2 separate regions of the Homo sapiens genome follow, and region 2 is linked to region 1. A link is a loop called in an ENCODE intact Hi-C map of the cell type or tissue named here. Cell type or tissue: IMR-90. All regions are shown on one strand. Each heading gives the region's core, and the rest is flanking DNA. Links, peaks and the distances in the headings are about the cores only. Region 1 overlaps WDHD1 (WD repeat and HMG-box DNA binding protein 1). Region 2 has its middle 9.6 kb from the start of GCH1.

What was found. A loop is a pair of places that touch in the nucleus more often than their neighbours do. Peaks named below come from ENCODE experiments on the same cell type or tissue, not always from the same donor. Only the 100,000 strongest peaks of a DNase experiment are listed, where the experiment ranks them.
Region 2: a loop joins it to region 1, with 2.6 times the contacts of the local background. A loop is called at or near these places in 9 of 110 quality-filtered maps.

What each region holds. Positions count from the first base shown.
Region 1 is chr14:54,967,732-54,984,378 of GRCh38, reverse strand. WDHD1 (WD repeat and HMG-box DNA binding protein 1) reads left to right here. Exons shown (of 26, transcript NM_007086.4): 16 at 2,683-2,839. Among named protein-coding and RNA genes, the nearest start is that of WDHD1, 51 kb to the left of the region's middle. In IMR-90, for the core only: no CTCF peak of the experiment used is centred there; a DNase peak (open chromatin) is centred at 7,808; H3K27ac peaks cover 195 bases.
Region 2 is chr14:54,904,151-54,920,797 of GRCh38, reverse strand. No RefSeq gene overlaps it. Among named protein-coding and RNA genes, the nearest start is that of GCH1, 9.6 kb to the right of the region's middle. In IMR-90, for the core only: no CTCF peak of the experiment used is centred there; no DNase peak of the experiment used is centred there; H3K27me3 peaks cover 166 bases.

The DNA.
Region 1 (16,647 bases), core at 3,766-11,765:
GGACTACAGGCATGTGCCACCATGCCTAGCTAATTTTTGTATTTTTTGTAGAGACAGGGTTTTGCCATGTTGCCCAGGCTGGTCTCAAACTCCTAGGCGCAAGTGATCCACCCACCTTGGCCTCCTAAAGTGCTGGGATTACAGGCGCGAGCCACTGCACCCGGCTAAGAGCTCTCTTCATGAGAATTCTCATTAGAAAACTTATAAAGAAGGAAATATATTTTTCTGAAAGTATTAAATAGCAAGGAGGTGATACAAATCAATAATAAGTTGTGTCTTTTCCAGCAGATCATACAGAAAACTTAGAATTTTCTAGAGCTTCACTGTTTACTACAATAACTAGTATGTGTGTCTGTTGAGCACTTGAAATATGGCTGAGATGTGCTTGTATGTGTAAAATACTCTGGATTTTGAAGACTTAGCATGAAAAAAGATATAAAAATCAATTTTTTTATGTTGATTACATGTTAAATGATAATATTTGAGATATCTTCGATGAAATAAAATGTATTATTAACATTAACTTCATCCTTTTTTTCTTTAAAAATAATTTTTTTTTTGGCTGGGCATGGTGGCTCATGCCTATAATCCCAGCACTCTGGGAGGCCGAGGCAGGAGGATCACTTGAGCCCAGGAGTTCAAGACCAGAGTGGGCAACATAGTGAGATCCCATCTCTATTTAAAATTTTTTTTTTTTTAAGGAATAAATTAGGAGTCTTGCTCTGTTGCCCAGGCTGGAGTGCAATGATGCGATCTCAGCTTACTGCAACCTCTGCCTTCCGGGTTCCAGCAATTCTCCTGCTTCAGCCTTCTGAGTAGCTGGGATTACAGGCTTGCGTCACCACACTCGGCTAATTTTTGTATTTTTAATAGAGACAGGGTTTTACCATGCTGGCCAGGCTGGTCTTGAACTCCTGACCTCATGTGATCCACCCGCCTCGACCTCCTGAAGTGCTGGGATTACAGGCGTGAGCCACCGCCCCCAGCCTAAATTTTTTCACTTAACTTTTTTTTGTTGTTCAGATACATGGTATGTAGCCATTTTTTTTTTAATGTGGCACTAGGAAATTAAAAATTACACTTGTGGCTCACATGATATTTCTTTTGGATAAGTGCTATTTTAGACCAAATTCTAGAGGCTTATGACAGATGATTTGAAAGACACTGAGGAGTACCTTATTTTATTTTATTTGTTTTTGTGTTTGTGGTTTTTTTGACGCAGAGTCTCACTCTGTCACCCAGGCTGGACTGCAGTGATGTGACCTCAGATCACTACAACCTCTGTCTTCTGGGTTCAAGTGATTCTCGTACCTCAGCCTCCCGAGTATCTGGGACTACAGGCACATACCACCACGCCTGGCTAATGTTGTATTTTTAGTAGAGATGGGGTTTTGTCATGTTGGCTAGGCTGGTTTTGAACTCCTGGCATCAGGTGATCCACCTGCCTCAGCCTCTCAAAGTGCTGGGATTACAGGAGTGAGCCACTGCACCTGGCCCAGGAGTACCTTATTTTAAATCACCTGTCATCTCTGTCTCATGGGGACTTAAATATTTCTCTTTTTGGAGATTCATGTTCTTCATTTACATTGCTGGAAACTCCACTTTGTCTTTAAAATATCAACCATTTCTAAATGTGTTTTCTATTAGTCATTCAGGCTTTAATAATATGAACCATTGATAACTTCCATTTGTATAGATTTTTTTCTCCGAAGTACCAATTAGATCCAGACCCTGCGGAAACTAATGTTTGCAGAGTGAGGGGGGTGTGAAGCCACAGATAAGAAAAGGGATAATCAGGTAATTTGCCACAGATTTCCTGAGTTGGAAGCAGAATAGGTGGAAAACAAGAATGCTTCCCTGTTTTACGAGGTAAGAATTGCTTACCTAGTAGTTGGGGACAGAGTAGTGACAAGGCCAACAAAAAGAAGAGAGAGGAAGAAGAGTACTAAAGATAAATTTCGTAAAGATCACTTTGTATCAGATTTTGGTCATTTTTCTAAATGTTTCTCAAGCGGGAGCCTTCTGATTCATGTTTAATTTTTTACTAAAATTGGCTTTAAAATTATTATCGGCCGGGCGCGGTGGCTCACGCCTGTAATCCCAGCACTTTGGGAGGCTGAGGCGGGTGGATCACAAGGTCAGGAGATTGAGACCATCCTGGCTAACATGGTGAAACCCCGTCTCTACTAAAAATACAAAAAAAAATTAGCTGGGCGTGGTGGCGGGTGCCTGTAGTCCCAGCTACTCGGGAGGCTGAGGCAGGAGAATGGCTTGAACCTGGAAGGCGGAGCTTGCAGTGGGCCGAGATCGCGCCACTGCCCTCCAGCCTGGGTACACAGCAAGACTCCATCTCGAAAAAAAAAATAATAATAATAAATAAATAAATAAATGAAATTATTATTATCTTCCAGCAGGTGGCATAGTTTTCACTGAAACTCAGTTTTTTCACTTTATTTGTGTAAATTTTAGTCATATCAAATCCAATGTTTTTTCTTTTTTTAGTTAGGTCTTACTTTATATGGTTAATGAAATTTTACGTAATAATCTTAGATTATTTGCTTCTGTTTTGTGTTTTGCTTTTGAAAGCAAAGTTGAATCCTTGGTATGTATAATATATTTGAAATAGGGTTCCTTTAACAACATGTAGCTATGTCTCCAAGTGATTTTTCTGTTGGTGTTTAGGTACCCCTTGTTACGTGGATTCAGAAGGAATTGTTCGAATGCTTAACAGAGGACTTGGTAATACGTGGACTCCTATATGTAATACAAGAGAGCACTGCAAAGGAAAATCTGATCACTACTGGGTGGTTGGTATCCATGAAAATCCCCAGCAACTAAGGTGGGCTATTAAAAGAAGTCTAAAGTTGACTCTTTTTAAAAAGTATGTTGAAATTCTTTTTATGAGGCCCTTTAAGTGTATTTGTCTTTTATCTTAGTCCAATTACTTGCTTTCCATAGTCACTAAATTAGGAATTTGTTCATATTCACTCTGAAGTTTTCAGTCACTTGCTTTACTTGAAACATGTTGAACAAAATAGAAATAATTAGGATGACCTTACCATCATTTCAGCCACACAGGGAGAGGAATTCTGATTAAACATGGCATTTCACCTTTTATTACTGTCTTTTATTTTAATAAAATAACAATAAATATAAAAGTTAAAGTGAAAATAAAACAATATATATTCAATTGAGAATTGAAATATACAATTAAGCTGCTTTTTGAGATGTTTTGCTTAATTATCGTAATAGGAGGAAGGACTAATAGAAGACAGAGTCTCGCTCTGTTGCCCAGGCTGGATTGTAGTGGCGTGATCTCAGCTCACTGCAAGCTCCGCCTCACGGGATCACACCATTCTCCTGCCTCAGCCTCCCCAGTAGCTGGGATTATAGGTGCGCACCATCACGCCTGGCTGATTTTTTTGTATTTTTAGTAGAGAGGGGGTTTCACCGTGTTAGCCAGGATGGTTTCAATCTCCTGACCTTGTGATCTGCCTGCCTCGGCCTCCCAAAGTGCTGGGATTACAGGCATGAGCCACCACGCCCAGCTGAGTTTTTTTTTTTTTTTTTTTTTTTATGTGGAGTCTCACTCTGTCACCCAGGCTGGAGTACAGTGGCGTGATCTCAGTTCACTACAACCTCCACTTTGAGTTCAAGCTATTCTTCTACCTCAGCCTCCCCAGTAGCTGAGATTACATAGGCATGTGCCACCATGCCCAGCTAATTTTTGTATTTTTAGTAGAGACAGGGTTTCACCATGTTGGCCAGGCTGGTCTTGAACTCTTGACCTCAAGTGATCCACCTCAAGTGATCCACCCAAAGTACAGGCATGAGCCACCGTACCTGGTCCTGGACTAATAGTATTTTATATTGATCCGTGTGCACATTAAAGTTTGGGAAGTACTGCTGCTGGCATATGTATAAAATGATACATTGGCTGGGTGTGGCATGGGATTTCTTTTTGGGGTGATGAAAATGTTCAGAAATTAGTGTTGATAGATGCACAATTCTGTGAATATACAAAAAAACCACTGAATTATGTCTTTTTTTTTTTTGAGACAGAGTCTCACTCTGTCACCCAGGCTGGAGCACAGTGGCCCGATTATGTCTCACTTCAGGCTCACTTCAGTGACATCCTGGGCTCAAGCGATCCTCCCACCTTAGCCTTCCAAGTAGCTGGGACTACAGGCACGCACCACCACACCCAGCTACTTTTTGTAGAGACAGGGTTTCACCATGTTGCCTAGGCTGGTCTCAAATTCCTGGGCTTAAGGGATCTTCCCGCCTCGGCCTCCCAAAGTGTTGGGATTACAGGCATGAGCCACTGTGCCTGGCTGAATTGTATACTTACCATATGATATGGCTGGTACATTCTCTGTGAACTCAATATTATGTGAATCATATCTTGACAAAGCTGTTAAAAAGGATGAGGACACTATATAATGATATAGAAAAATCTGCAAGATGTGTTAAGTGAAATAAATACCATTTGTGTAAAAGTGGGGAAAGAATAAGAATATGTAATTGTATTTGCTTTACATACGCAAAAGAATTCCTAGAAGAATGAAAAGGAAACTAACAATAATAGTTACCTCACGGAGAGAAACTCAGTGGATAGTATAGGAGACTTTTCTCTGTATTCATTTTTATACTTTTTGAGCATGTAAATTGAGCATGTAACTTTGAATTACTAGTTCAAAAGTTAAATAAATTGAATTTTTAAACAAAGCAGCAATTCAATAAACTAAATCAGATAAGGCCAGAAGTTAAGTTCAAGAAGACTTCTTAATTTGGCTACATGGAGGTTAACGGTGACTCTGATAAAAGTGATAAAATGTTAAATTCCAGATTGGGGTGGGCATGGGAGGTAAAGAAATGAAAGTAGAATATGTGGATAACTCTTATCAAGAAATTTGACTATTGGGCCAGGCGAGGTGGCTCACGCCTGTAATCCCAACACTTTGGGAGCCCAAGGCGGGAGGAATGCTGGAGGCCAGGAGTTTGAGACCAGCCTGGGCAACATAGTGAGACCCAGTTTCAACAAAAAAAAATTTTTTTAATTACCCAGGCATGATGGCACACACCTATAGTCTCTGCTACTTGAGAGGCTAAGAGGGGAGGATCACTTGAGCCCAGGAGGTTGAGGTTACAGTGAGTCATGATCACACCTCTGCACTCCTGTCTAGGCGACAGAGAACCTATCTCAAAAAAAAAGAACTTTGGTGTGAAGAGGAGCAAAGATTTGGGGTGGCACCTAAAGGAGGATAAAAAGTCTTTGAAGGGATTTTTTAGCTTAGGTGACTCTATAGCATTTTTGTAATCTTTTGGCAATGAATTTAGTAAAGAAGATAAGATTGATAATTTAAAAGAAGGAGCCAATGAAAGGAATGAAAAAAGAAAAAAAAGTAGTAGCTTTTAGATCACCTGTCTAAAATAGGAAAATAGACATTTCATCAGTTCTGGAAAGGGAAAAAAATAGGCACAAATGCAGATAGATTTGGTAGCCAAAAGGTAACAAATTCCTATCTTCTGTTTTTGGCTTCTGTTTTGTTGGCAGATCATGAAGCAGAATTCAGTTATTTCTGGAGACAGTGGTTGGCATTGTGGGATGTTTGAGAAGAAAAGACATATAGTCTCAGAGGATGCAAAATTGAATTAGTAGAGAACTACAGAGGAATTGGTGGTTATTTCTGTGTGTTTTGCCTTTACAGTTGTAATCACTGAATATTACATTCTAAATATTGACATATTTAGTATCAGAAGAAGTATATTCATTAACGGTTTTTTTTTTTTAGAGCCAGGGTATCACTCATTTGCCCATGCTGGAGTGCAGTAGTGCAGTCATAGCTCACTGCAGCCTTGAATTCCTGGGCTCAAGTGATCCTGGCACCTCAGTCTCCTGAGTAGGTAGAACTACAGGCACAGGCTACCACACCTGGCTAATTTTTAAAAATATTTTGTAAAGATGGGGTCTCACCATCTTGCCCAGATTGACCTCTAATTCCTGGCCTCAACTGATCCTCTTGCATCAGCCTTCCAAAGTGCTAGGATTATAGGTATAAGCCAGATGCCAAGCCACATTCACTATTTTTAGTAGTTCTTATAGTGTAGGTTGTTCTCAGTGATTTCTTGCATGTCCATTTTCAGGAATCTAGTTAGTTTAGTAATTTGAATTAAAGAATTCACAGTCTATCTTAATAGTAGGTTAAGGTTTGAACCTATGAGGATTTTTACTATTCTGCCTAATGCTTATTCAAGTAAGATTATTCATTTTGTTAGTGAATGTCATTATCTTAGAGGTATATGAAATTATTTATTTGCAATATATGAAATTAGTCATCTGCAATGAACAATTTTGCTTCTTCATTTCATTTAATATTACAAGTATTTCATCAATTGCAGTTTTCACACCCTTAGTAATTTATCCAGCTGGCTTTTTTTTTCTTAACATGCTTTTTTTTTTTTTCCACACAACCCTTTGGAACACATTTTTTACTTGCTTTTTATTTAAGATTTGTAAAGAATTTTAACTTGTTAAAAACTACGATAATTACAGCTGGTAACATTTAACTGTTATATTCAATAATGGATAAAGAAATAATGGACTGTAAATTACAGCTTTTACACTTAGAAGGATTTTAGAAACCGTCTATACTAGTAGCTCCTGACATTTTCAAATATAAGAGCCCTTTTTATTTATTTATTTAGAAACAGGGTCTCCTTACGTTATCCAGGCTGGACTTGAACAAGAGTCCTTTTTTAAATGTTGAACAGTTCATGCCTCCAAATAATAGTAGCTCTAGTAGCTCTACATTTAGTATCAGCTAATAAAGAATATTTCTTTATTGAGACACAGTCTCGCTATGTTCCCTAGGCTTTTCTTGAACTAACCTCGAGTGATCCTCCCACCTTGGCCTCCCAAAGTGCTGGGATTACAGGCATGATAACATAAGCTTCTGTAGACCTGAAAATTTTATTTTAATATAAAATTGTATTTACAAATCACGTTATCTGCATACATGTGAAAATTTTAGTATGTAAAGTGGAAACTATTTTTGTATTTGGTCTACAGACAATTCATGGTGCTTGTGTGCATTCCTAGACACTTTATAATAGCTCAGCAGCCCTACAGGAATAAAAGAATGGGAACTACCAAGTTCTTTTGGTCTATTTGCTGTCTCTCTTCACCCCCAGCACTTCTCCCCAATTTTTACATATGAGAAAACTAAGGTCCAAAAAGATTAAAGTAATTTGGTAGAGAGTACACATCTATTTATTGGCAAAAAAAAAACAACCTTATTTTTTTGTATTAAAATATAGGAACAAAGGGAGTTAGCTGATAAGTAGATTGAAAGAATAAATACTTCTCCTATAAAGACCAGCTTGTTGTAGAATAATTGAATTACTGAGGGGAATCTTATACAGTAGGCATTTGAAGCACTGAGAAGATACACTAAAAAATCTGTTGATAGAAATGTATTTATTTGTATATTATGTGATAAATTGATAACTGCAGACTGTTTTCATATTTTCATATTTTCCTGGCTTTATGCTGGAATAATAAACTTGAATAAGAATATTTTTCTTTTTTTTTGGTACACCCTTGTAGAACATTTATTTATTTATTATTTATTATTTATTTTTTGGTATATAGCCTTAAATATTTTTCAAAGATTGGAAGCAACACTTCTCAGTATGGCTTACTGTACTTTTCACACCAGTTTTGCTTAACATGTTGGCATATTTAGAGATGATTCATTTCCTTTCTGTGGATAGCGGTACATGGAAGTTCGGGGAATAAAATTCTGCAATCACTTTTTTAGTAGCCTGCTGTTGTGTTTAAAGAGCCTTACCTATTTTGGCTAGCAAGAAATTCATTTTTGGCCAGGCTTTGTGACTCACAGCTGTAATCCCAACACATCGGGAGGCCAAAGCATGGGGATCACTTGAGGCCAGGAGTTTGAGGCTAGCCTGGGCAACATAGAGAGACCCTGCCAGGCATGGTGGTACATGCCTGTAGTCCCAGCTGCTCGGGAGGCTGAGGTAAGGGTATGACTTGAACCCAGGAGTTCAAGGTTATACAGCCCCTGCACCCCAACCTGCGTGACAGAAGGAGACTTTGTCTCTAAAATAAAAAGGAAATAAAGAAATTCATCTTCATATTTATTTGCATTTTTAATGCCTCTGTTTGCTCTCATTGTTTGTGATAAAGATAGCAAATCACATGCTTCTCTGGAAAGCCAATGTGGCCTAGTGGTCCAGAGCTCGAGCTCTCGAGTGACACTGCCTGCTTGTGGTATCCTGGCTGAAATCCTCGTTCAGTAGCCCTGGCTCTGTGCCACTGTTTCCTCATCTCTAAAACCACAGTGTACCCATTTCACAGAATTTCTGTGAAGATGAAGTGACTTAGTGATACCTCTTTCTTTATTCTTTTAACTTTAAATGCATTTTCTAACCCAACTCAGTGGTATTTATGCTTTCTTTTTGTTCAGAGATCCTTTAAAAGAAAGTACATTTTGTGAAAAATAATTTTTAAAAATTCATTTGAGAGCGTGTCACATCGGTGCACACCTGAATACCAGCTACTTAAAAGACAGGGGCAGGAGGATCACTGGAGCCCAGGAGTTTGCAGACAGCCTGGGCAACAGCAAAACCCCGTCTCTTTAAAAAAAAAAGCATTAATTTAAGTCAATATAAAATTTTCCTATTTTCCTTTAATTATGAATATGAGGTTGGGTGCAGTGGCTCACGCCTGTAATCCCAGCACCTTGGGAGGGCAAGGCAGGCAGATCACCCTGAGGTCAGGAGTTTGAGACTATCCTGGCCAACATGGTGAAACCCTGTCTCTACTAAAAATACAAAAATTAGCCAGGCCTGGTGGCAGATGCCTGTAATCCCAGCTACTTGGGAGGCTGAGGCAAGAGAATCGCTTCAACCTGGGAGGTAGAGGTTGCAGTGAGCCGAGATTGCGCCACTGTACTCCAGCCTGGGCAACAGAGGGAAACTCTGTCTCAAAAAAAAAAAAATTATGAATATGAGAAATTACTGATCTGTATTAATGTCATCCCTGCCCCCTTTGAGCTGAACTTCAGTTTACCAAGTATTGTTTCTTCTAAAGATTTTTTCATGACACTACTGGTTAATACATAACTGAGAGTTAATAAATTTTGCTGTGTTACAGTCTAATTTGCTCTCTACCAACAGAGACCTTCTTTCTTTTTCTGTTTAGTTTTTCAAAACAAGAGTTATTTAATGTGCTTGAAAACTAGACATTTTTCCTAGTTGTGTTCACTGAATTAGCATTTATTATAGTACCGACTAGATGTGCTATACCACACAAAGATAAATGAGGCTGTGGCCTGGAAGAGGTAGGCTTGTAAAGTCATTATGCTACTCCCAAATAAGTGCTTTAAAAGAGATGTGAGCAAAGTCCCCTCAAATGCAGAAGACAGTCCGGTCCAACACAGAAGAAAAAGCAAAACTTGCTGGCTGGGGCAAGGTTAATCTGGACACGACCTAGTTTTCTCCAGTTTGGCATTTTTATTTATTTTTTCGAGACAGAGTCTCATTCTGTCATCCAGGCTAGTACAGTGGCACAATCTCATCTCACTGCAACCTCCTCCTTCCGGGTTCAAGTGATTCTTATGCCTCAGCCTCCCAAGTAGCTGAGATTACAGGCATGTGCCACCATGCCCAGTTAATTTTTTGTATTTTTAGTAGAGACAGTGTTTCGCCAGGTTGCCCAGGCTGGTCTCGATCTCCAGAGCTCAGGTGATCTGCCGGCCTTGGCTCCCAAAGTGCTGGGATATTACAGGAGTGAGCCACCACGCCTGATTATTTTGGCATTTTTAAACTCTTTCTTTAATATAACAAAAAAAAAAAAAACAAAACAAAACAGGTTTTGTGGTCAATTTGAAAACAAATTGAAGTAATTTTTTTTTTTTTTGAGACAGAATCTCTCTCTGTTGCCCAGACTGGAGTGCAGTGGCGTGACCTCAGCTCACTGCAACTTCTGCCTCCTGGCCTCAAGCGATCCTCCGTCCTCCGCCTTCCGAGTAGCTAAAGCTACAGGTCCATGCTGCCATGCCTAGCAAATTTTTTGTATTTTTTGTATTTTTTTGTAGAGACGAGGTTTTGCTATGTAGCCCGAGCTGGTCTTGAGCTCCTGAGCTCAAGCGATCTGCCTACCTCAGCCTCCTTATGTACTGGGATTACAGGCATGAGCCACTGTGCCCAGCCACTTTTGTCTTTTTAGTAAACCAGGTTTTTCATTGTTTTTTTTTTTTTAAATTCCTCTTCCAGGTGGTTTATGCACATAGTTTCCAGGAAACTCCGTCGTCATCAAAACCCACCAAATTAGCAGTTTAAATGTGTTTGTTTTTTCCTTGAATTCTTCTATGACGGGGATATTTAACAGAGAAAACATCTTTTTAGTTGAAGTCTCTAAAGCTAAGGAAAGGATAAAAAAATGCGAATTGGTGCTCTGCTTTGATGTAAATGTGGCTTAGAAAGTAACTTAATAAAATCCTACTCAGTATTTCCTTTTTCTTTGTGATAATTGCTTACTATGTGTAAATCAATAAAGTGAGCTGTAAAATGTTTTTAAACAGGACATTTTAGAAAAAAATGTTTAGGCAATTAACATTTCTCACAGTGTTTCTTCTAATTTTGTTAATGTACATATATATGTACCTGGACTCATCTTTTGTGAATGCACATGCTCTTTTTCATTTTGCATGACTAGTAAAGTAGTGATTCTTGTAAATAGAGATTTATGACAGAATTGCCACAAGATTCTTTCAAACTTGAGGTATTCACACTGCCACCTCATACTGTGTGGTGAAAACTAGATTTTTTATAAAATCATAAAAGGAGAGAAGGAAGAAATAAATGAAATTGTATGTTCAAAAAAATTAGAACCCTAAAAACATTTGTATTTTTATTGTATAGTCAGAAAAAAAAGAAGGGAGGGTATTTGAATCTCACAAGAAAGGGGCCTGAGTAGTTTGAAAAAGAATACTAGACATTGTCACTTACTTGTTTTCTAATTACTCTAGTGGGCATTTGATAATACTGGAAGATATTTATAAAATTTTTAAACCCTAGGGTCTAGCTTCTACTTAGTATCTCCCTTCAAGAATGTCCTGATTAAAAGGCTATACTATAAATTAAGTGGATGATTATTAGTAAGCATTCAAAAAGAGATTTCGTCTTTTTAAATGACTTTATGAAAATATGAAATTTGCCTGTGGTATTTATAGTGTGCAGTCATGGTTTTCCAGTGCTTTTCTAATAAATAAATCGGAGTACATAAGTTGAAAGAGTTCTATATATATATAAATCATTCTGTGATTAATTAATGCTTTTTAATAAATCAGCTGCGAGAGCACTACTCATGATGGGCGTGTTTGAATGCCTTATATAGACTACTCAGAACAGGTTTAGACAGTCTTTGCCCCGTTGACCTGTTACCATATTTATCAGAGTAGATATAGATTATAGTCTTTCTAATGATGTTCTGCTTCACTCTGACCAATATCTAATAAACACTTAACCTATATTAGGCATTTCACCATCTTTCTGTCTCTCTTTTTTGGAATGGAGTCTTGCTATGTTGCCCAGGCTGGTCTCCTGGCTTAAGTGATACCCTTCTGTCTCAGCCTCCTGAATATCTGGGATTACAAGTGCCCACTACCATGCCTGATTTTTTTCTCTTTTTTGACAACTCATACCGACAGTACTAAGAATTCCCAAACTGATGGATGAAAGTGAATATGCCTCATTGGCATTTTTTTTTTTTTTTTTTTTTTTTTTTTTTTTTTTTTGTGACAGTCTTGCTTTATTGCCCAGGCTGGAGTGCAGTAGTGCAATTTCCCAGGTTCAAGAGATTCTCGTGCTTTACCCTCCCGAGTAGCTGGGATTACAGGCGTTCACCACCACACCCAGCTAATTTTTGTATTTTTAGTAGAGATGGGTTTTCACCACATTGGCCAGGCTGGTCTCGAGCTCCTGGCCTCAAGTGATCTGCCTGCCTCACCCCTCAAAGTGCTGGGATTACAGACATGAGCCACCATATCTGGCCAACTTTTTTTTTTTTTTTTGGTGAGACCGAGTCTCACTCTGTCTCCCAGGCTGGAGTGCAGTGGTGTGATCTCGGCTCACCGCAAGCTCCGCCTCCCGGGTTCACCCCATTCTCCTGCCTCAGCCTCCTGAGTAGCTGGGACTACAGGCGCCCATCACCACGCCTGGCTAATTTTTTAAAATATTTTTAGTAGAGACAGGGTTTCACTGTGTTAGCCAGGATGGTCTCGATTTCCTGACCTCGTGATCCACCCGCCTCGGCCTCCCAAAGTGCTGGGATTACATGTCTTGCCATGTTGCCCAGGCTGGTCTGAAACTACTGGTTTCAAGTGATCCACCCACCTCAGCCTCCCAAAGTTCTGGGATTATGGGTGTGACCCACCGTTCCCAGCCTTGTATGTCTTCTTTTGAAAAGTGTCTGTTCATGTCCTTTGCCCACTTTTTATTGGGGATATTTGTTTTTTGCTGCTGATTTTTTTTTAAGTTCCTTATAGACTCTGGATATCAGATCTTTGTTGGATGCATAGCTTGCGAACATTTTCTTGCATTCTGTGGGATGTCTTTTTTTTTTTTTTTTTTTTTTTTGAGGCAGAGTCTCATTCTGTCACCCAGGCTACAGTGCGGTGGTGAGATGAGATCATGGCTCACTGCAGCCTCGACTTTCTGGGCTCAGTGATCCACCTCAGGATCTGCAAATGTCTTTCCATTTGTTTGTGTCATCTATGGTTTCTTTCAACAGTGTTTTGTAGTTCTTGTAGAGATCTTTCACCTCCTTGGTTAGATATATCCTAGGTATTTTGTGTGTGTGCATATGGCTATTGTAAATGGGATTGCACAAGACTACAGGCACATGCCACCACACCTGGATAATTTTTAAATTTTTTTGTAGAGACAGGTCTCCCTTTGTTGCCCAGGCTGGTCTCAAACTCCTGGGCTCAAGTAATCCTCCTGCCTTGGCCTCCCAAAGTGCTGGGATTACAGATGTGAGCCATTGCACCTGACCTGTTTACTCTTGGTAGTTTCTTTTGCTGCGCAGAAGCTCTTTGGTTTAATTAGGTCCCACTTGTCAATTTTTGTTTTTGTTGCAATTGCTTTTGTGGACTTAGTCATGAAATATTTACCAAGGCCAATATCCTGAAGGGTATTTGCTAGGGTTTCTTCTGGGATTTTTATATTCTGAGGTCTTACATTTAAGTGTTTAATCCATCTTGAGTTAATTTTTGCACATGGTGATAGTTAAGGGTCCAGTTTCATTCTGCATGTGGTTAGCCAGTTATCTCAGCACCATTTATTGAGTAGGGATTCCTTTCCCAGTTCCTTGTTTTTGTCAGCTTTCTCAAAGATCAGTTGGTTGTAGGTGTGTGGCTTTATTTCTGTGTTCCCTATTGTGTTCCACTGGTCTGTGTTTCTGTTTGTGCACCAGTGCCATGTTCTTTTTCACTAGCCTTGAAGTAGAGTTTGATGTTGGGTAATGTGATGCCTCCAGCTTTGTTGTTTTTGTTTTAGATCCTTTGGCTATTTGGGCTCTTTTTTGGTTCCATATGAATTTTAGAATAGTTTTTTCTAATTCTGTGAAAAATGACATTGGTAATTTGATAGGAATAGTGTTGAATCTATAGATTGCTTTGGGGAGTATGGTCTTTTTCTTTCTTCTTTCTTTCTTTTTTTTTTTTTTTGGTGCTGTGACTTCGATGCAAACCAAGGTTGCTGCAGACACAGTATGGTCATTTTAATGATATTGATTCTTCTAATCCATGAGTGTGGAATGTGTTTCCATTTGTTTGTGTTATCTGTGATTTCTTTCAACAGTGTTTTGTAGTTCTTGTAGAGATCTTTCACCTCCTTGGTTAGATATATTCCTAGGTATTTTATGTACATGTATGACTATTGTAAATGGGATTGCATACTTGATTTGACTCTCAGCTCGAACATTATTGGTGTATAAAAATGCTACTGATTTTTGTATATTGATTTTGTATCCTGAAACTTTACCAAAGTCTTTTATCTAGGAGCCCTTTAGCAATTCTATGTATAGAGTAATATAGTCAGTGGAGAGATATTTGACTTCTTTTCCTATTTTGGTATCTTACTTGATTGTTCTGGCTAAGATTTTCAGTACTCTGTTAAATATGAGTGAAAAGAGTGGCCAACCTTGTCTTATTCCAATTCTTAAGGGTAATGCTTCCAGCTTTTTCCCATTCATATGGTGTTGTCTGTGGGTTTGCCATAGATGGCTCTTTTTATTTTGAGTTATGTTCCTTCAATGCCTAGTATGTTGGAGGTCTTTATTATGAAAGGATGTTGAATTTTATCGAAAGCTTTTTCTGCATCTATTGAGATGATCATGTGGTTTTTGTTTTTAATTCTGTTGATGCAGTGAATTGCATATATTGATTTGCATATGTTGAACCAACCTTACATCCCAGGAGTAAAACCTACTGGTTGTGGTGTATTAACTTCCTAAAGTACTGTTGGGTTTGGTTTGCTAGTGTTTTGTTGAGGATTTTTATATCTGTGTTCATCAAGGATATTGGCCTGTAGTTTCTCTTTTTGATGTGTCTTTGCCAGATTTTGGTATCAGGATAATGCTGGCTTTATAGAGTGATTTGGAGAGGAGTTGGTATTTTGGAATATTTTCAGTAGGACTGGTACCAGTTCTTTGTGCATCTAGAATTCAGCTGTGATTTTTCTGGTCCAGGGCTTTTTTTGGTTGATAGGTTTTTTATTTATTACGATTCAATTTTGGAACTCATTATTGGTTTGTTCAGAATTTCTGTTTTTTCTGAGTCAGTCTTGGGAAGTTTTATGTTTCCAGGAATTTATCCATTTCCTCTAGATTTTCTTTGCTGTGCAGAAGTTCTTTAGTCTAATTAGGTCCCACTTGTCAGTTTTGGTTTTTGTTGCAATTGCTTTTGAGGACTTTCTCTTTCTCTCTCTCTTTTTTTTTTTTTTTTCTTGAAACGGAGTCTTAATGCTGGGCGCGGTGGCTCACGCCTGTAATCCCAGCACTTTGGGAGGCATAGGCGGGCGGATCACAAGGTCAGGAGATCGAGACCACGGTGAAACCCCGTCTCTACTAAAAATACAAAACATTAGCTGGGCGTGGTGGTGGGCACCTGTAGTCTCAGCTACTTGGGAGGCTGAGGCAGGAGAATTGCGTGAACCTGGAAGGCGGAGCTTGCAGTGAGCCGAGATCGTGCCACTGCACTCCAGCCTGGGCAACAAAGCGAGACTCCGTCTCAAAAATAAATAAATAAATAAATAGAAACAAGGTCTTACCTAGGCTGGAGTGCAGTGGCATGATCATGGCTCACTGCAGCCTCAACCTCCCAAGCTCAATTAATCTTCCCATCTCAGTCTTCTGAGCAGCTGGAGCTACAGATACACACCACCACACCTGGCTAATCTTTAAAAATTTTTGTAGCAATTGGGTCTCATTTTGTTGCCCAGGGTGGTGTCAAACTTCTGACCTCAAGTGATTCTCCCACCTTTGCCTCCAAAAGTATTGGGATTACAGGTGTGAGCCCATTTCCTCTAAATTTTCTGGTTTGTGCACATAGAAGTGTTCATAATAGTCTCTGAGGATCTTTTGTATTTCTGTGGAATCAGTTGTAGTGTCACCTTTGCCATTTTCTGATTGTGCTTATATGGAGCTTCCCTCTTCTTTTCTTTGTTAATCTAGCTAGGAGTTTATCGATCTTGTTTATCCTTTCAAAAAATCAATTTTTTTTGTTTTATTGATCCTTTGTATGGATTCTTTAGTCTCAATTTTGTTTAGTTCTGCTGTTATTTTAGTTATTTCTTTTCTTCTGCTAGCTTTGGGGTTAGTGTGTTCTCGTTTATCTAGTTTCCCTAGATGCAATGTTAGATTGTTAATTTGAGATCTTTCTAACTTGATATAGGTGTTTAGTGCTATAAACGTTCCTCTTAACATTGCTTTTGCTGCATCCCATATATTTTGATATGTTGTGTCTGTTTTCATTTATTTCAAAGAATATTTCAATTTCTGCTTAATTTCATTGTTTATTCAAAAGTCATTCTGGAGTATGTTGTTTACTTTCCATGTAATTTGTGTGGTTCTGAGAGATCCTCAGTATTGATTTCTATTTTTATTTTACTATGGTCTCAGAATATATGCTTGGTATGATTTCAATTTAAAAAAAATTTTTGAGACTTGCTTTACGGCCAAGCATGTGGTTGACCTTAGAGTATGTTCCATGTGCAGCTTCATCAGCATTTATCTTGGTGATAACATGGATTCCATGACAGGTATTAATGGTACAATTTTTATGTTTTAAAAGTGGTAGTTTGCTAAGGAAAATATGAAGAGAGCTGATTTCACTTTTAGTGGTTGTCATTTAATAAAGTGAGATGTGAGGTTGGGCAGGGTAGCTCACGCCTGTAATCCCAACACTTTGGGAGGCAAAGGTGGGAGGCACACTTTAGCCCAGGAGTTCGAGTCCAGCCTGGGCAACATGGCAAAACCCCATCGCTACTGAAAATACAAAAGTTAGCCAGGCATGGTGGCATATATCTGTAGTCCCAGCTACTTGGGAGGCTGAGGTG
Region 2 (16,647 bases), core at 4,692-12,691, 65 kb after region 1:
ATCAGTCTTGGAAGGAAAAAGGGAATTTAAAATAAATAATATTTACACTTAAAACGAAAAATTCATACACTATTTGCTAAAAGGTTTGGCAATAACTTGACTGTTGTTTTGCCTTAAAGGTGCTTGCCAGCCTGCTCTCAGTGGGAAGAAAGAAAATGTCAGGTTAGACCCTTGTGTGGGAAAATCGGATTATTTCCCAGGTCTCTCTCTTGATTATCAACAATGATTGTTGAGTAAGGACTACTCCTTTCCCATAGGATCAGAAAACCCTGGAGATAAATCTCTTCTTCTGCTCTGTTTTCAAGGCACAAAAAAACCTATCCAACAGCCTTCAAAGAGAATGTGGCAGGCTCAGCTGATGGCTCTTTGCTTAGTATTATAAAATCCCAAGAGAAAGGCAGTGTATAAACCTAACATTTTCTCATTTCCCTTAAGCAGGCATAATACTAATATTTATGGAGGTCTGCAAAGAGCCACTTGATGCAGAAGCCAGGTGACTATAAATGACAGAGGAAATTCACCTGAATTGGTTCAAGATGTGTGTTGCTGGGAAACTATGTCTAGGGGCAAATAGTCTTATTGATTCTAGGAAAACGGTGACACTAAGTAAGTGAACAGACAGGTGCAGCCACACAAATGCCATTTAGCCTTTTTTATTCTTCCTTAGATGAAAGGCTTGCTCCTGTTTTGTATTAAAGCTGATGGAAGATTTTGAGAAAAAAGAATAAGGGATGATTATTTGCTATGATCATCATAATATTATCACTTACGTATATTTACCAAGGCCTTTTGCATACATGCATACATTATTTCTTTTATTTCTTTTTCTTTTTTTTTTTGAGACAGAGTCTTGCTGTCACCCAGGCTAGAGTGCATCTTGGCTCACTACAGCCTCCGATTCCTGGGTTCAAGTAATTCTCGTGCCTCAGCCTCCTGAGTAACTGGGACTACAAGGGTGCACCACCACACCTGGCCAATTTTTGTATTTTTAGTAGATACGGGGTTTTGCCACGATGGCCAGGCTGGTCTCAAACTCCTGACCTCGAGTGATCTGCCCGCCTCGGCCGCCCAAAGTGCTGGGATTACAGGTGTAGCCACAGTGCCTGGCCTGCATACATTATTTCTAATTTTTTAAAACAACTTTTTCCTTCTTGCAAGTGAGGAAATTGCAGCCTAGAGAGATTAAGGATTTCTTCAAAGTCACACAGTAAAGGGCAGAGCTAGGATTTGGAAGCCAGGTCTGTCAGACTTTGGCCTGGGCTCTTGTTAACACAGCTGCCAAATGATCATTTCCTTGTGGTCAGAGGAAAGCATTAAAATAAAATAAATGGCTGGGCATGGTCACTTTTGCCTGTAGTCCCAGCCCTTTGGGAGGCTGGGTTGGGAGGATCCCTTGAGGCCAGGAGTTTGAGACCAGCCTGGGACACATGATGAGACCCTGTCTCTATTAAATGTTAAATTAAAATAAATAACAACAAGGAGTTTGTAGGAACAGAAGGATGCTGAACATGGCCTTAGATTCCATTTGTGGGAACTGGATTTATGTTTGCCAGTGAAAACATTTTCTGGTGTTTTCCTAATATATAATAGGGAAAAATATTTGGGGTCCCAATTAGATTTCAAGTGTGTGGAGGGCAGAGTCATGTCTCTGTTGTATCCGTGATGCCTGTTGTAAAAAAGCAGGAGCAAATGGGTATAACAAGGCTTCCAGATTTGGAGCCAGCAGGCTGTCGCTTGTTAACTGTAGTGACGCTGGGAAGTCACTTAAGCCATCTGAGCTTCATTTTATATATATATGGGGATCATGGCACCCATGTTGCAGATATGTTTAAGGGGTCTGAATTTTATTCCACAATCTTGGGGTAAGACTCATATTAGTTTTCTAAATCAAATTTAACCTGACTTCAAAGCCTATGTGTCGGGGTAGGGCGATCTTTCCTTTGAGGACAACACCAGAATGAGGAGTTGGGAGGCTGCTTTTGGGACGTATGGAAAACAGACAAAGATCTTTATTATTCAGTCCATCTGATGGCCACCGAGATGCTCGTGGTCTAAATGTTTCTTAGAGTTGTCTTAGGGTCTCCCTAAGGCATGCAATTCCATTCCTCCTTTGAAGCTCAGATTCTGCTGTCTCACAGCTGCTCCCAAGGTCATAGCTGTGGGTGGCCAGGAATAGCACTGCTTACGAGTGGGCCAACAGCTTCCACCACCCAATTTAGAAATTCCCTCTAAATCCCTCTTCCCCTGTCCAGGGCAAGGTTTCCCAATGTATAGTTGGCTTGTTACTACCGCAGCATGTCATGGTTTCAGAGATATATTGAGAGACAGACTTTTTTAAAACTTCAAGAGTTATATATTTAATGTGTATTAACAACTTGAGCTAATATATTAAGTCCATGATCTATAGCTTCCTTTTAAAATAACTTTAAAATGTCAGTCAATATAAAGTGAAAAATAATAATTTCATAATTCCATAATATTACCATCAGTAAAGCAGATATTGCAAAAATCTTGAAGAGCTACAGGAATTTCTGAGGTCTGAGAAACATTTGTCTAGACACAGCGCTGTCCAACAGAAATATCACATGAGGCCGGGCACAGTGGCTTACGCCTGTAATTCCAGCACTTTGGGAGGCCAAGGCAGGCAGATCACTTGAGGTTGGGAGTTCAAGAACAGCTTGGTCAACATGGTGAAACTCTGTCTCTACTAAAAATACAAAAAATTAGCCGGGTGTGGTGGTGCACGCCTGTAGTCCCAGCTAACTTGGGAGGATGATGCAGGAGAATTGCTTGAACCCAGGAGGCGGAGGTTGCAGCAGTGAGTGGAGATCGCGCCTCTGCACTCCAACCTGGATGACACAGCAAGTCTCCGTCTCAAAAAAAAAAAAAAAGAAATATCATATGAACCACAAATGGAAACCACCTATGGGTATGTAATTTAAAATTGTCTGTTTGTCACATAAAAAAGAAATAGGTGACATTAATTTTGATAATACATTTTATTTAACCCAATATATCCAAAATATTATCATTTAATATGTAATCAGTATAAAAATTATCTGAGATATTTTAGGTTCTTTTTTCCTTAATACAAAGTCTTTGAAACCTGGTATAGGTTTTATAGGTACTGCACATCTCATTCAGGCTAACCGTGTCCCAGGCACTCAGCAGGCACACATGGCTAGTGGCTACTGTACTGCAGCATGCAAGTCTAGGGAAGTGAGGATAGATTCTGCCACTTGAGTCTCCAAATCCCACAATGGCTGTCGCCAAACATTTTTTTGCTCAGGTACCTCCAAAAGAATTATAGAAACCATGGCCGGGCGTGGTGGCTCACGCCTGTAATCCCAGCACTCTGGGAGGCAGAGGCGGGCGGATCACGAGGTCAGGAGATTGAGACCATCCTGGCTAACATGGTGAAACCCCGTCTCTAGTAAAAATACAAAAAATTAGCCGGGCGTGGTGGCGGGCGCCTGTAGTCCCAGCTGCTCGGGAGGCTGAGGCAGGAGAACGGCGTGAACCCGGGAGGCGGAGCTTGCAGTGAGCCAAGATTGCGCCACTGCACTCCAGCCTGGGCGACAGAGCGAGACTCCGTCTCAAAAAAAAAAAAAAAAAAAAAAAGAATTATAGAAATCTATGTGTCCTCTTTCTACCCTCCTCTGCCTCACACACTCATTGATAGATTGATAACTAAAAGTTCTATAAGATTAAATAATTGTTAAAGGTATAATTTGCAGTGTCTTCTAAATATTGACTTTAAAACAAAACTATAACACATTTTTAGAATAGTCAATGGAATGTAAATACTATAGCACTTTGTTCCCTACCATCATCCAGTTATACAAATCATTGAGTAAGCTCTTCCTTTTTTTCATTTTTCTTCTTGTTTGTATTTCTCTTTCCTTTACCTAACTTTATCTAAATTTCTCTTATTGATTGTCTCAGATGAGCCTCTCTACAAAAAGAATTTATGTATAAACTTAAATTTAAGAATTAGTTTCTGAGACCATAAGGCTCTAAAGTATTATTGAAGTTATTCTGGATTATCTTTTCATTTTTAGTAGTATATATTGTATCACAACAAAATAAACATGTCACAAAATTTTATATTTACTAAACAGTACAATTCTTTTGGAAACCCATTTCTTAACAAAAAGAACTGGTCTCGCCTCCCACTTCATTCATGAAGCCATGGATAAATATTGTTTATTGCTAGAATGAGAAAATATTCATAATCAATTCTATTCCAATTTTTGTTTTTAAAGACAAAAGTACTGAATAGATGGGAATAGCAGGAGTTATTATTTACCTTGCTTCTATGAAAAATTGTATATATCTGTAAAAATTACATAATGTATTAAAAATAATCTTACATGATCTATTAGCTGACAATATGATTAGACGCTCTTTCAGTTTTGGTGAAAGCAAAGAATTGAGAGTAGCTTAACTTGCAAATGAATACATTACTCAGTTGTTATTGTTACTCCCCATGCAGATAGCAACATTCTGAACTGCTACTTTCACAGGGTGCCTGGGGCAGTGTATCATAGAAAGATATGGGATGCCTGAGGCTGATGACTTTCTTTTGGTAAAGACAGAGCAGGCCAATTGTGCACATGTACCCTAGAACTTAAAGTATAATAAAATAAAAGAAAAAAAAAAAAAGAAAAAAAGGGAAGATGGAAGAGGAGATTTGCCACAAGTCGATCTCTCTGGACAAAAGTGTAAGTGGATATTGATGATATGGAAATGGGTGGGCACCGGCTAGAATTTGGCTTGATGCTGGGGTCTTGGAACAAGGCAATAGGGAGTAGGCTGACTGTGTGAAAGAAAGCTCCAGGTGAGCAACTGGGCTCCTGGTTGTCAATCCTGGATCTTCAGAAGGGAGCTCTGGAAAGAGACATTGCTGTTCATTTGACTCTCCTTTTTTCCCCTGGGGGCTAGGATGGTGGGTTGGTCCAGCTGGGGCTTTGGAGGGCAGCCTTTTACTGAACAAATTACTGATATTTTGCAAGTAAAAACCAGTTTCTTCCTCTTCAAAATGGAAATAACAACACTTCCTCCCAAGGGGTTTCGGAAACTTCCCAGACGCCATGATTATAAATGCAATTTCCCACTAGTCTCCTTCTAATTTTTCTTGTCACTCTCCCCACGAATCATCTTCCTTTTCCTTTTCTTTTCTTTTCTTTTCTTCTTTTCTTTTCTCTTTTCTTTTCTCTTCTCTTCTCTTCTCTTCTCTTCTCTTCTCTTCTCTTCTCTTCTCTTCTCTTCTCTTTTCTTTTCTTTTCTTTTCTTTTCTTTCTGTTGGGGCCGGGCTTAGTGGGTGGCGCATGCCTGTAATCTCAGCACGTTGGTGTAATCATGCTGTAATCCCAGCACGTTGGGAGGCCAAGGGGGTGGATTACCTGAGGTCAGGAGTTCCAGACTACCCTGGCCAACGTGGTGAAACCCCATCTCTACTAAAAATACAAAAAATTAGCGGGCGTTGTGGCGGGTGCCTGTAATCCCAGCTACTTGGGAGGCTGAGGCATGAGAATCATTTGAACCTGGGAGGCAGAGGTTGCAGTGAGCCATGATCGCGCACCATCACACTCCAGCCTGGGCAAAAAGAGTGAAATTCCATCTAAAAAAAAAAAAATTAAGTTGGACAGCTTATGCTGATCTGTTCCTTTCAGCTGATAACAAAGATCAGATCCACTTTTACCCTGGGGTGTAAACTAAGCCCCATTAAGATAATCTTCAAAGCTTGTTTAAAGATCTGTTTTTGCTCCTTGATAACTGTCTATTTTCAACAGGTAAAGTTTCAGTTTAGTCTAGACACATTACAAGGAGTCAGTCTGAGAAGCTTGGATGAGAGGGTAAGGACAGTTAAGAGTCAAAGGTAAGTATGTTTCTGGGTATTCTCTACCCTATTTTGTGGAATCTTCCAATTACTAACATTCAAATGGCCAGGCATGGTGGCTCACACCTGTAATTCCAGCACTTTGGGAGGCGGAGGCGGGTGGATCACGAAGTAAGGAGTTCGAGACCAGCCTGGCCAATATGGTGAAACCCTGTCTCTGCTAAAAATACAAAAACTAGCTGGGCGTGGTGGCGCATGTCTGTAGTCCCAGGTGCTTGGGAGGCTGAGGCAGGAGAATCGCTTGAACCTGGGAGGCGGAGGTTGCAGTGAGCCGAGATACACCACTGCACTCCAGCCTTGGCAACAGAGCAAGACTCCATCTCAAAAAAAAAAAAAAAAAAAAAAAAAAAAGCTGAGACAATAAAAAAAAATGAAAATGAGGATTTCATTGTAAATGCCTTCTTCCATGATTTTCAAGAAACAGGGCCACTAATCAGGATTTGATGAGATCAACAGGGTTTTGCGTGCCCCAGCTTTTCAGTGGGAAAATTACATAGTGGGAACTCAATTTTAATTTAAAATGGACACATGCAGACCTAAATGGTGGGTGGATCACAGACTAGAGAAAAAGGTTTCAGAGCATCTCCAATGGGACACAGGAACTAGGAAGTCTACATAACAGCAAAATGGAGCCTGTTCTCTGTGCCCTCAGATGTGAATTTTCACAGCTTCCAGTTACACCCCTCTCTAATAATACTTCTCAAATTTCCACATGGGATGTCAATGACATGTTATAGAAACACAAACTATTGGAAATTTTAAAATTGGATTTCATTCTTACTGATTTCTCAATTACACATCTTCCAACAGGCTTTGGCATCTAGAATGAATGACAAATAACAAGTGTCATTCACCAAGCACCTAGAATATGTTGGGCACAGTGCTAAGCCATTATATGTGTTATTTCTTTCAACTTCAACAAAATTCAAGTATATTTATATACAGAAAAGTGCCCACAACATAAATGTAAATCTCAGCGAACTATCACAAAGTGAAGCCCCGTATCCCTTTCTTCCAAGTCCCTGCCCATACCTCAGAAGTTCACAAGGTGCCTCTCCCAAGCAAGACCCTCCCCTCCCCTCAAAGATAGGTACTATCCTAACTTGCAATATCACAGACTGATTTCCCTGTTTTTGACTATTTATTTATTTATTTTTAAATTTTTTATAGAGATGGGGTCTCACTATATTGCCCAGGCTGGTCTTGAACTTCTGGACTCAAGCAATCCTCTTGCCTTGGCTTCCCAAAGTGTCTGTGAAATTTATATAAATGGAATCATGTAATATACATTGTATTTTTAGAAATCACTTTAACAACTTTGCAAGGATGGTATTATTGTATTATTAGTCCCATTTTTCTTTTTCTTTTTCAAGGTGGAGTCTCACTCTGTCACTCGGACTGGAGTGCAGTGGCGCGATCTTGGCTCACTGCAACCTCTGCCTCCCAGGTTCAAGCAATTCTCCTGCCTCAGTCTCCTGTGTAGCTGGGATTAACAGGTGTGTGCCACCACACCCAGCTAATTGTTGTATTTTTAGTGGAGAATAGAGACAAGGTTTCACCATGTTGGCCAGGCTGGTCTTGAACTCCTGACCTCAAGTGATCCTCCCACCTTGGCCTCCCAAAGTGCTGGGATTACAGGTGTGAGCCACAGTGCCTGGCGGCCTGCCTCCCTCCCTCCCTTCCTTCCTTGCTTCCTTCCTTTTTGAGACAGGGTCTCACTCTGTCACCCAGGCTGGAGTGCAGTGGCAGGATCACAGCTCATGGCAGCTGCCACCATGCCTGGCTAAATTTTTTTTAATTTTATTTTTAGCAGAGACAGGGGTCTCGCTATGTTGCCCAGGCTGGAGTGCAGTGGCACGATCACAGCTCATGGCAGCTGCCACCATGCCTGGCTAAATTTTTTTTAATTTTATTTTTAGCAGAGACAGGGGTCTCGCTATGTTGCCCAGGCTGGTCTTGAACTCCTGAGTTCAAGTGATCCTCCCGCCTCAGCCTCCCAAAGTGCTGGGATTACAGGCATGAGCCACTGCACTCAGCAGATAGCTTATTTTCTAGAGGACAAAAATGATGTACAGAGTAGTTAAGGGATCTGTCCAAGGTTACATAGCTTCTAATAAGTGACTAAACTAGGGTTCCACGCAGGCCTGTATAAATGCCAAATTGTTTTACTTCTGCACCTTTGCCAAAATCAGAACCAGTGACTTTCCGAGTCTCTTTACAAAGGCTCCGTTTCCTCTCACTCTCTGCCACTGCTCAGATTTCCATGTAAGGACAGGATTAGCCCAACACTTAGCTGTGTCTTTCTCACTTGGCTTGAGGAAGTGTGATGAGGGGACAATGGGGTGAGGGTTGAGTTTCTTTGCTTTCTGATCATTTCTTGATTTCCATCTGATCTATGATCAGTTGGATGCCATTCCCCAGCCTGGCCACAAAAAGGCCTGTTCTCTTTCATAGTTGGAATGTATTTAAGGTTGGTGATTACAACATACAAGGCTGGGAACATTGCTGTTCTTCCCTCCAAGTTTTTGGTTGTATGGGGTACATCCTGGAGCTTTTAAAATATCCTCAGAAATAGGCACAATCAGAGAACCAGATGGTACTTGAATGACTGAAGTTTGGCGTGTACTGTTCAAACACACGCTCCTATTGTGTTAACATTCTGGAAGGTCTCATTAATCTTCTAATTAAACTGTATCTTCCAAACCCATTTATTAAAATTTACAGCCAGGTGTGGTAGCTCACCCCGTAATCCCTGCACTTTGGGAGGCTGAGGCGGGCAGATCACTTGAGGTCAGGAGTTCCAGACCAGCCTGGCTAACATGGTGAAACCCCATCTCTACTAAAAATACAAAAAATTAGCTAGGCATCGTGGCATGCACCTGTAATCCCAGCTACTCGGGAGGCTGAGGCAGGAGAATGGCTTGAACCTGGGAGGCAGAGGTTGCTATGAGCCAAGATCACGTCACTGCACTTCAGCCTGGGTGACAGAGCGAGACTCCATCTCAAAAAAATAAATAAATAAAATAAAATTTACAACTGCCTATGTAGATCAATAAGAACATTTTGCATATTTATATATGCATATGTATAAAAGCTCACCAGTTGGGAAGTATGTTTTATTTTTTAAAATAATAATATTATATATATAATAAAAGTGAGACAAGCAGATTTGGACAGGTGTGAAAGCCAAAAGGAATGAAACTGGTCAAATTAAACCAGTGAGTTAAAGAAAATGAGTTAGCCTTGGAGAGGAAAGTTTATACAATTTTCCTTTTAGATTCTCCACAACTTTGCAAATATACAGACCTACAGGGTGCTATTTCCCAAGACCTAGGACTTACTCACTGCTGTGCTGGAATGTACCCCTTTGTCTAATTGCATAAAATTAGACAAATCTCATCCTCCAAATCTCATCCTCTCATTCCAAATCTCATCCTCCCCACACCTTATTGTTCATGAAAGCCAAAGCCAGCTCCATTCACTGGCTAAACAGTAGCTGCGACTACAGGCATGGGCCACCATGCCTGGCTAATTTTTTTGTATTTTTTGTAAAGACTGGGTTTCACCATCTTGCCCAGGCTGGTCTCGAACTTCTGAGCTCAAGTGGCCTGCCCACCTCAGCCTTCCAAAGTGCTGGGATTACAGGCATGAGCCACCACGCCTGGCCTAGGACTTCTTGTATGTTGGAAACTGAGGGGCACTCAGGCTTTCCTGCTCAAAAACACCTCCCTACCGGCCTAAAATTCAACAGTTTTTGTCACTAGGGTTCCTTATGAAAATGTTAATCTAATACCTGAGCAGAACTGCACATTAACTCAGAATTTTCTCATGGGACAAGATGGGTATAAACAGATATTATATCAATATTAATTATCATATTCCTTAGACATAGAAAAGCAACCAATCTGCCCCCTTTTAAGGGCCTTTCCCAGAAGTGCCATCCAGCAATTTCTACTGATAACTCATTGGACAGAACTATGTCATGTGGCCATTGTAACTGCAGGGAACTTGAAAATGCGTGTGTGTTTTTTTAAAGTCAAGTCCAAGTGTATTGAACTAAGTCCAGGCCTCTCTGAACTGAGTTGGAGATCCTTTAGTAAAAGAAGGGGAGAAATGATATTGGGGTAGGCATCTAGCAGTGACTTGTAGAAACCAATGGTCCATCTGGTATAGGGCTTCATCTTGGTATATGGCATACCCTGATGAGACATCGTGCCTGGCCTCTAATATGCTATCCTGCAATGAACCAATCATAGTCATGAAAACCTCATATCATTACAGACTCACATGTATCTTCCTAGACACTTCTTCTGGTAATGAATATATTTTCAATTTATATACGATTCTTTCTCTGGTTATTTAATAAGTTAGTGAGATTTAAAAATGTATTAAAATTGCTTCAGATCCATCACTGTCATGAATGATGTTAGAAAATATTTGCCAGAAGCCAAACATTTGAACAGCTTTAACCATGACATCAGAAAAACTACAATTACATTCAGGAAAGAGCTGCTTGATGTGTGACATTAAAATGCAGTTCCCCAGGCAACTGAGAGGGAGATACATTCAATAACAACAGAGCTTCCATGAATTGCTAAGATCTTACAGAATTTGCAACACCTTTTATTTATTTTTCATTGACAGTTAAATTACAACTTGAAAGCATCTGCTGACTAGAAAACAAATCCTCTGCTCTGGATAAACTAGGCCTCCTCCCAAAATAACTACTACCGATAGAGGAGCTCGGGAGAAGTGGGGAGCAGTGGAAATGTGCAGATGAGACATACAGCCCTGCCATCGGACACTGTTGTGTTGGAGATAATGCTCTGCAGATAGATATTGATCCATGTCTAGATTGTCCCTTCCTCAGATGATAGAGCCCTGACCCAGTGTTCTCATCATACATAAGTTTGAAAGCCTTCTTGATGAATGGTGTCATTTCGCAATGCCTAGTTGGGAACTCAGCATATGGGCTTTTAATAGTAAATTGCATTCAGTGAAATGCATCTTTTGAGGTATCATTTCATAGTTCTGTCATCAGGTGTTGCACTAAGTACATTAAAAAATATATTAGCCCAGCACGGTGGCTCACTCCTGTAATCCCAGTATTTTGGGAGGCCAAGGCAGAAGAATCTGTTGAGGCCTGGAGTTTGAGACCAGCCTGGGCAACAAAGTGAGACCCCCATCTCTAAAAAACAACAACAAAAAAACCAAACTCTAGTTGGGTGGTGGAGTTTAGGTGTGAGAGTTTGAGAGAGCAACAATATTAAATGGTGGCTCACTCCTGTAGTCCCAGCTACTGGGGAGGCTGAGCTAGGAAGATTGTTTAGCCCAGGCATTCAAGGCTGCAGTGAGCCATGATCATGCCACTGCACTCCAGCCTGGGCAACAGAGCAAGACCCCTTCTTTAAAATAAATAAATAAACACCAAACTTGTAGTATTTACAATACAGTTTTACCTCAGTTAAATCACTCTGTTGCTGAAAATCTTGAAACAAACTATACCCTATTGACTTACATTATAATTAAAAAAAATTTTTTTTCTATTTTCATTAACCAAGGAACAGAAATGTTTTATTTCAACTTTTGATTAATTTTCAGTTAATGATAAGAAACAGCACTTTAAACTGGGTGTGGTAGCACGAGCCTGTGATCCCAGCTACTCAGCAGGCTGAGGCGGAAGGATCACTTCTTTTTTTTTTTTTTTGAGACAGAGTCTTGCTCTTCTCCCAGGCTGGAGTGCAGTGGCACAGTCTCAGCTCACTGCAAACTCCGCCTCCCAGGCTCAAGGGAGTCTCCTGCCTTAGCCTCCCCAGTAGCTGGGATTACAGGCATGCGCCACTATGCCCAGCTAATTTTTTTATTTTTAGGGGTTTCACCATGTTGGCCAGGCTGGTCTTGAACTCCTGATCTCAGGTGATCTGCCCACCTCAGCCTCCCAAAGTGCTAGGACTGCAGGTGTGAGCCACCACGCCTGGCCGAGGATCACTTCTTGAGCCCAGGAGTTCAAGGCCAGCCTTTGCAACAGTGAGACTCCATCTCAAAAAAAAAAAAAGAACACTTCAAGTTTTCTGTCTATACTTAGACTCTCTTAAGTAAAGCAGCACCAAATATTATTTTTTTTTCCCCAAGGGATCTGCCTTTTTAAAAATTTTTAAATTTTTTCTTTTTTCACTGGTTGTAGCAACAATAAAATCTAGGGGAACTTGCTAGAATTAAAATATTGCTTTTGTATAAAGACATTTTTGTCATTAATAATGGCCAATACTTATTTTTCAAATTGTATATGTCTAATACTGTTGCTCTCTCAAACTCTCACAATAAGCCTATGACAAAGACTCTATATATAATACTCATTTTACAGAGGAGGAACCAGGCTTAAAGAAATTAAGAAACTTGCCCATTGACAACAAAGATAATTGATGGAGCCAGGCCATGAACCCAGACAGTGAAACTGAAGGTTGTTTCTTTACCACCGCATGACATGGCTGTTAGGTTTTTTCTACATTTTTCCTTTTGTTGCGCTACTTTTGGTTTCATTTCTAAGAAATCCAATTGCCTAACTCAAGGTCTTGAAGATTTATGCCTATATTTTCTTCCAAGAGTTTAATAATTTTACCTCTTACATTCTGATTTTCTTTTGTTTTATTTTTTAGAGATAAGATCTCGCTATGTTGCCCCGGCTGGCCTCAAACTCCTGGGCTCAAGACTTCTCCAGCCTCAGCCTCCAGCATAGCTGGGACCACAGGTGGCTGTTACTGCACCTACCCGATGAGTTTATTTTTGTATATGTTGTGAGATAGAGGTTCAACTTCTTCCTTTTGTATGTAGATATCCAGTCGTCCTAGTATCATTTGTTGAAAAGAGTCTTCTTTCCCCATTAAATTGTCTTGGCATCCTTGTCAAAAATCAATCAAACATAAATGTAAGGATTAATACACTTGTGTGATATATTTGATTACATTCCCTCACATTCATTGAGTTCTTTACCTCAGGAACCCTAATTATCCTTACACTGGATCATCTTTGTCTTCTCTAATAGCTTTCATGTTTGTCTTTTGTTCTGTATTCACTCTCACGTCTTTCCTTATGTCAGCAATTACAGTTTCAGCAGTATCTACTTTGTACATGGTTCTTTCTAATTGATTCTATAATAATGATGGTCCTCAATTTATTTTGTTGATCCATAGCTCCCCTTTCAATTCTATTATTTTGGCTTTTGTCTTATTAAATTCATGATTTTTGTTTGTTTGTCTGTTTTTTTTAGACTGAGTCTCGCTCTGTTGCCCAGGCTGGAGTGCAGTGGCGTGATCTCAGCTTACTGCAACCTCTGCCTCCCAAGTTCAAGCCATTCTCCTGCCTCAGCCTCCCAAGTAGCTGAGATTACAGGTGCCCACCACGCTGGCTAATTTTTGTATTTTTAATACAGACAGCGTTTCACCATGTTTGCCAGGCTGGTCTCGAACTCCTGACCTCAGGTGATCTTCCTGCCTCAACCTCCCAAAGTGCTGGGATTACAGGCATGAGCCACTGCACCCAGCCTGAATTTATACTTTTATTGAGTTAGTCTCTGGCATCAAACATTCGTGAGGAATTTTCTTCTGTTCCATGAGATTTGCTTTCTTCTTAGTTGCATTATTTGCCTTTATGTCTCCTGCATGCCATATGATGTTCCCCCTTGGTTTTCTTTTGTTTTGTTTGGCTGGTGTGTGTTTGCACGGTTGCCATGCTGTTTCTCTGCCCCCTGCCCATGCTTGGGAGGCTGTTTCCTGACACTGCGTATCTCTGATATTGTTGAGACATCTTCAGGTTTTTCCATGATAACAGAAGCCCTTTTGTTTTCCTGACTCTGCTGCAGTCTGGAGCTTGAGGAGCTGTGTTGCATCCCTTCTTCTGGGGTAATGTGGAGGCAGGGACAGAGTTCAGCAGCGCTGAGGTGCACTTTCTATTAGCATCCCTCTTAGCATCTGCCTGTTCTTCTGAGATGGTATTGCAGATTCTCTACCAGGGACACATGTCTGTTAGGGTATCCTTTATGGGTACATTTAGGCTTTGGATGGCTTATTATACTCAATATGAGGCTCTTGGGCCTTTTTTTTTTTTGAGATGGAGTCTCGCTGTGTCATCCAGGCTGGGGTGCAGTGGCGTGATCTTGGCTCACTGGAACCTCTGCCTCCCAGATTCAAATGATTCTTCTGCCTCAGCCTCCTGAGTAGCTGGGACTACAGGTGCCTACCATCATGCCCGGCTAATTTTTGTATTTTTTATTAGAGACGGGGTTCCATCACGTTGGCCAGGCTATTCTTGAACTACTGACCTCAAATGATTCACCTGCCTTGGCCTTCCAAAGTGCTGGGATTACGGGCTTGGGTCACCATGCCCGGCCACCTTTTCTTTGTACCTTTCTACCTTGATCCAAAATCTCCTCCAGAGTTTGAATTTCAAGTATAGAGCCTCCATCAAGTTCACTTAAATTTGCTTTTTTCCAATTACTGTTGCCAAATACCCAATGTTAGTTTGTCTATTACCCTTGGTGTTTGGACAAATTGAAACTGTGGTTTTCTTCTGCTGTTATACCACAACAACAGTCAACACAGAAGACTCTGTGACCAAATGGGTGGGGGTTTTCTCCCACACACCAAGCAGGGGACATCAGCTAGGTGTCCTCCCTCTTATTTAATTCAATTCTGATTCTGCCTACCTGGAGATAGCTGTAGATCCCACAAGTTGAAGGCTCAGTCCCCAACACTGGCCCCTCCTTTCCACCACTCACAAGTCTGGGCCTCTGGAACTTTTGATTGACTGGCTTCAAGTTGGGGTTTCCACAACCCCCTCTTTGGGTTCAATTAATTTGCTAGAGTGACTCAAAGAACTCAGGGAAACACTTACGTTTACCAGTTTATTATGAAGGATATTACAAAAGATACAGATGAAAAGATGCATAGGGTGAGGTATGGGGTAAGAGGTATGGAGTTTCCATGCCCTCCCTGGGCACACCACCCTCCAGGAACCTCCACATATTCAGCTGTCCAAAACCTCCCTGAGCCCTGCCGTCTGGGCCTTTTATGTTCGTTGTATAGGCATGATTGAAGCATGGACAGCCGTGTCAAGGTGTGATTGACCTCTCTGTGCAGCCATGCTTCCTCCAGGGTATGAGGCAGGACCCTGTTTGCAATGAGGGTTTATGATCCGTAATCAGAAAGGCGGGAGATGATTAGAGTCCTGCCTTTAGTGAGTGGAAGGGGAGCAGAAGGTGAGAGAGAGAGAGAGAGAGAGAGAGAGAGAGATTGATTCTATTTTCTGAGGCCTAAAGTGCCCCAACATTGTAACAAAAGACTGTGAGTTATGAACCAGGTACTATGGCTGAAAACCTACATATACATGTATCATCATATCACACTTGGCAAACAACTCTTTGTACATTTCTGTAGCACTGCAGTGTTCAGTCTCTGACTTGGTGTGTCTTTCTCATCTGCCTCTTTGTTCTGCTGCTGTCCTAGAAATTAGAGACTTTAAAAAATTCCTTGGCTTTTTGGTAGAAAGAAACTCCCAGACTGGGTCCAAGCTGAAAATGAATCCCTTACTGGGTGAAAAACATGGATGCGGTAACAATTCCTGGCTGTAAATGCTCATAATATTACTGTTGAACCATTTTATGCTAATAAATTATCTGGGACCTACTTCCCTTTTGGTTTATTCCTCTTTTTTTCTCCTGTTGCTACTTATAACCATCCTTGTCAACTATCTACATTTTACTATTAAATTATTCATATAATGTTGGTGATTTCAAAGTTTTCTTGTATTATTTTTGGGCATTTGGCCGAAAGGCACTGCCTCCATTTTACAAGTTAGCATGTATCCAGAGGCCCTGTCCTGCAACAAAGGTGCAGGTGCCTCAGTGGCAATACGTGTAAGAAAATGTTAATTTTTAGGGTAAAAATTTCATTAGAAACTGTCTTTGTGGAATACAATATTAGTTAATCTTTACACATGTTTTTAAAGGAAGACGAAAGATTGCCACTAAAAATAAATTCGTACTGAAAGCATCTCTATCTACTCTCTCCATTTTTAAAGTACCTCACTTAGTATCTTTGTTTTCATTTGTTAAATGCAAGGTCATCCTTTGAATGTTGTCTTCAACTATGCTTGAAATAGCTTGAGACCCAGCAGATAATTCTGACCAGGAGGTATCAGCAGACAGTGGGCAGCACAGTTAGAGGAAAAAAATGTTGCAGGGCCCCACTCCCAATAAAAACCTACAATAAAAAATTTAAAAATTTTAATAAAGAGGAAAATGACAAAGAGGTTTTCCAAAGGATGTTCATATTCTCTATTTAAAAACCCCACTGGGCCGGGTACGGTGGCTCAGGCCTATAATCCTGAGCCCTGGAGTTCGAGACCAGCTTTGGCAACATGGTGAAACCTTATCTCTACCAAAAATACAAAAATTAGCCAGTCTCATAACCCGCTCTTAAATAAATAGATTAAAATTTAAAAATAAATAAATAAATAAATAAATAAATAAATAAATAACCCCACTGATATGAACATTTCTTCCATTTTGGAGTAAAGGTGCCTACAAGGCTAGGCAATGTCCATATTTCTTTCCTGAATGTTTCCAACGGGGCTGCGCCTAGAGCAGATGTATCATAAATACTAATTACTTATTATAATGACCAAGCTACATTGTTAGCATAGAATAATTCCACAGGCTTCCCTATTGGTTTGTTTGATCCTAAGCCTAT